2 separate regions of the Mus musculus genome follow, and region 2 is linked to region 1. The links are chromatin loops, found by intact Hi-C in ENCODE. Cell type or tissue: heart. All regions are shown on one strand.

The links. A loop is a pair of places that touch in the nucleus more often than their neighbours do. Peaks named below come from ENCODE experiments on the same cell type or tissue, not always from the same donor. Only the 100,000 strongest peaks of a DNase experiment are listed, where the experiment ranks them.
Region 2: a loop joins it to region 1, with 2.2 times the contacts of the local background. A loop is called at or near these places in 2 of 42 quality-filtered maps.

Annotation. Positions count from the first base shown.
Region 1 is chr8:116,153,505-116,156,004 of GRCm38, forward strand. No RefSeq gene overlaps it. Among named protein-coding and RNA genes, the nearest start is that of Gm31225, 36 kb to the right of the region's middle. In heart, no CTCF peak of the experiment used is centred here; no DNase peak of the experiment used is centred here.
Region 2 is chr8:116,438,167-116,440,666 of GRCm38, forward strand. No RefSeq gene overlaps it. Among named protein-coding and RNA genes, the nearest start is that of Dynlrb2, 66 kb to the right of the region's middle. In heart, a CTCF peak has its summit at 974 (motif pointing left); a DNase peak (open chromatin) is centred at 875; H3K27me3 peaks cover 831 bases.

The sequences.
Region 1 (2,500 bases):
ATTAATGATTAACCATTATGTTCCCGTCAGTAGATAGGCAGGAGGATATATTTTACATGAGCTATCCCAGATCATCTCTGTTCAAAGAGATCCACGATCCAAATATCCAACCAGGAAGTACAATAGGTGAATGCACCAGATGTGACCAGGGACTCGGAGATACAACCTGCTGGAGAAAGCTGGTCAAGGCTCTCAGAATATAGGAAGCAACTGAAAGTAGAATTAAGTGATGCTCTCCCCAATAAGAGTAGCAAGCACACATGACTTCCTTCTAAGCTCTCTCCTGTATTCAACTGAAAAAAGACTTATGAAGTGATATCAAATATAGATAACCACAGCATGTCTATAGATGTAGATATCAAAACAATACCCTGGATTTCTGTGTACACCACATTTGAGCAAATTTGATATTCTCAAATGTTCTTAAAGAAAGTTATAATCAAAAAGAAATTGTCTTTCTTTCTTTCTTTCTTTCTTTCTTTCTTTCTTTCTTTCTCTCTTTGAGTGTGTGTACGTTTGGGGGAAGGGTAGGTAGTTCCTGAGCTGTGTTTACTCAGGTCTTCTAAGAATGTTATATGAAACAAAATACGAAGCAATTGTGCTTTCTACCCCATTAGGAGTTAGCTCTCTTGCTATTTTCTTACTGACTATATTTGCCAATAATACCACAGGCAAGGTTTTTTTAAAAACTTATCTTGAGCAAATAGTACAGTGTGTGGTGTAGAAGCGTTTACTCTATGTAATCAAAAATATATATTAAGTGCTAAACAAACACTTGTTGATTTGGCTTGGCCTGGCTATGTTTGTATCAGCTCATAGCAAAAGTTCTGGGCAGAATTGCATTGCCTGGAGCCAAAGGCTTCAGAAAGGCTTACAGATTAAGAACGGATACTGTGAAATCTTTCTGTTTCAAAGTTAAAACAGAAAACTATACAAGAAAGTGAAAGTCCACAGCACTTCAGAATTAGTGTTATAAAAGGAGGCCCATCATCTAAGTGGTGTTTGTTTGTTTGTTTGTTTGTTTGTTTTTAAGTGGGGTTCTTAAATAACTTTACGTTTGTAAGAAACTGGAAAATTATAAGCACACCTGCCTGGAAGGTTCACATTTCTCCAGAGTGAAAAGGCAAATATTCTTCAGTTTCACATCTAAACACCCAATTGTGCTCTAAATTAAGACAGAGAGCAGTTTTAAACTTGGTGTAGTGACCTCTATTTGAGATCTATTTATAAGGCTTAGGAAGAAAGATTGATCAGAAGTTCAAGGTCACCCTCAGTTATATAATGGATTAGAGGCCAGCCTGGGGTACATGACACCTCTTTGTTCCAAGTATTAAACATCCTTAGACATAGTGAAGATACATCAGCAAAACAGAGAGTAAAGGAAGATCCTTAAATTTACAGGCTGTAGAGAGGAAGAACTCTTGAGCTAAGAAGGTATGGGTCTCTGAATCTAGATTAACAGGAGATACAAGGTCAAGTCAGAGGACTAAGGCTATTGTCCCACCTTAACTTGGAGTTGGCAAACAGTAGCAGCTTAAGAAAGGTGCTAGATAGAATGGACACAAGGCACAACTGACTTCAACCCTCAGGAACAGCTTTTTTTTTTTTTTTTTTTTTAATCAAACAAGACCAAGGAAAAGAAGAAAATAGAATAAAAGAGGAGGGGGGGGAGGGAGGAGAGACAGATAAAGGAAGAAGGAAGGAAGGGAAGGAAGTGGGAAAGGAGAGAGGGAGGGAAATAAACTTTAGAGCTGAGGAACCACAAAAATTGAAGTCTTTGGCCTTGAGGAATCCAGAAGTAAAGTTGGTATGACACTGACTTCTTGCAATTTGTCCATGGAAGGATGTCAGCTAGACCTTTACAGAAGGCATTGCATGTGTGCCAGAGGGTACTGTCATAGCTGGGGAGACTGCACCCACATGTAACAGATTGAAAGCCCCAGGGAGCAACCTCAACCTGGATCCCGGCAGTGGGAGTAAAGTAGTATTACCCCTGAAGAGATTTTTCACTTCCCAGTGTCCCATGCAAGATTATTTTCCGGCTTCCCTCCTGGCTAAAACACTTTCTTTAACTGCACTCTACTCCCAGAACCAGTTGCATCTGGCTCAGGGTCATCAGGATCCACCTCTGTCCTTTCCCTTTAAGAAGATAGGAGCATTGCTCCAAAGAATGGAGGACCTCACACACTCGGGCAGTGCAGCCATAGTCATGGAGAACTTGAGGCAATTATCTGCACATGTCAAGTCAAGACCACTGTCAACTGAAGTCTTACCTCACTGGAGCACATGGGTGGGTGGTTTTCTTTTCCTTTTTCTTTTCTTGACTTATTTGCATAATTGCCTTGGTTCTCAGCTTCTTCGTGTAGACCTGGCAGAGAACAATTAACTGTCTAACATGAGGGGATCTATCTCCATGGCGTCTGGCCAAGCAGAGACATGTCAGTGTCAAAGAAAGCTATCTGGGGAGGCTCTCTCAGGGTGAGGATTTTCGCTTTCAATT
Region 2 (2,500 bases), 280 kb after region 1:
CCCTGTCATCTCTCTCTCTTACCTGGAAGCTGTATCTGCTGACATCACTAAAACTCAGGTCACCTAGCTGGACATTCCTCAGTTGGGCCGGCTGAACTGAGTTTATCCACCATCATGCCCTGTCCAAGTTCTGGCTGAGCACCTCCATGGCATTCCATCCCCAGAGACACAATCCTGCTGTATAGACACTGTGGGCTCTCTCTCTCTCTCTCTCTCTCTCTCTCTCTCTCACACACACACACACACACACACACACACACACACATACACACAAGCTCATGCTTCCTCTCTCTTCTGTTCTCTTATGAAATACATAGTAAACTTTTCTCTAAAACTCACCTTCCATGATCTATGAATTTCTTATAACTCGCAAGACAAGAACCTGAAGTCACTGGTTCAGGGTGGCTTTGGAGGCTGTTGGGTTTTCCAGGATCCCAGGTCCCTAAGTCAAGCTCACCAACAACTGAAAATGGTTCTGTCAAACTCAAAGGCATCCCTCAAATTCTCCATATCACATATACCACGGGGAGGGGGTGTGCAGTTCTATTCTAAATTCTATTCTATTCACTCCAGGGGACTTTAGATAAGGAAGCAAGATGAGAGACATGGAAGCCAGGTGGATCTCACACCCTAGTTGTTAGAGTCCTGCGTGGACACAGGGACATCACTCTCCAAAATCACCCTGGCACTACCAGCAAATGACAGCTTGTTCATCTAGAAGTGACAAGAGACCCTTTCCCTGGGCCAATTCTCGATGCATTCTCTATGTCTACACGGGTGTTGGACGACTGCAGAGAAACTGGTGATATTCCACTCACATCCTAAAGATGGGGACTCTGTGAACTGCCAAAGCCCTCTGCCTGAGTAGAGAAAGCTGCCTGACAGAAGGATGCTGGACGCTGAAACCAGGAAGAGTTGGTACATGTTGGATCATGACAAAGGAAACATCGCCACCTGGTGGCCCCAGGAGAGATACGCCACTCTCCTGGCCCATTGTCTCCTGGGGGCACAAAGTTAACTTAGCCAAAAGAAGTTTAAAGAGCTTAGGAAAGGAAGGTGGGCTGAACGCTATATGGAAAGGGCCAAAGGGGAGGGAAAGACTTTCCCTGTTCCCTCCTGCCTGGTCTGCAGCTGGTGGACAGCAACGTAGCACTGAGAATAAGGTCGTCCTAAGTGTGGGTCATCCTGGAAAGGGCAGAGCATTGCTTACTTTGCATGATGCGCCTGCCCTTGAATTCACACTGAAGGTCCTTTTGGTGTCCATGGGAACACAATGGAGATTTCAAGACCCAGAGAAGGGAAAAGAAAACCTTCTGCTGTGTTGTTGTTGGTAACAGCAAAAGCCAAATAAGAGATCAAGAGAGGATAATGGTAGGTGAGTGGGTAGACACAGTGTAGGAAGGCCTTACCCTTGGGCTGGAGAGATGGCTCAGTCAGCAAAGTGCTTGCCACATGAGCATGAGGACCTGAGTTCAAAGCCCAGAGCTCGAACATGGTGGCACATGCTTATAATCCTAGCACTGGGGATGTGGAGATTCCCGGGGCTCACTAGCTGTCAGCCAAGCTGCATCGAGCAGTTCCAGGACAAGTTAGAGAGACTAGCTCAAACCCCAAGATGGTTGGCCTCCTGAGGAATGACTCTGAAGGCTGACTTCTGGCCTCCACTTGTACATGCACATACATGCACATACGTGCACATACACACACATACATGCACATACATTTATGTGTACTCGAACACTTGTATACCCATGCATTCACTCAGAGAAACTATCATGACAAAATTCATCATCTTGCTTGCTAACTAAAAATCATTTTTAAAAAATGAACAAAAGCAGCTGATATTTGCCTGTCATTATGCATGCATTAATGAACAGTTAGTAATTAACTAATTAACACAGTAATAATAGATCGCTGAATGATCACTTCAGATGAGCCCTCGCGGCAATCCCCTATAGAAATAAAGGGAAATAAAATGTTATTGTCTGCACCTTGCAGATGACCAAGCTGAGTCCCCAGAAACGAATGCACCTACCCTGGGCTGGGTCCCTTCCACACAGAAGGCCTGGAGCCAGGTGCAGAAGGCTGCCTACCCCAGCCTCACGCTCTGAATGATGCCTCCAGTCTGCTTTTTTTATAAGATGGTCCATTTGCACTGGACACACATGGCATGCCTCTTACAACACATGTACTTTAGACTGGAAAGCTGTCTCACAGGTTGGGAATACATACCGTTCTTGTAGAGGATGCAAATTCAGTTCCCAGCACCCACTTTGCATGGTTCACAATCATCCATAACTCCAGTTCCAGGGGGGATCTCATGTCTCTGGCCTCTGAAGACACCTGCACTCACACGAGGTAACCAACCTGGAAGAGCTATTGCTAATCGTTGCTAATCGTATCATGGAGCCCTGGCTAAACCTTAGGGTGACGTCATTAGCGTGATGCATTTTGGAAGCTAATTAGTTTTAGGTATGGTCTAGAGTGTGCGCACACACAC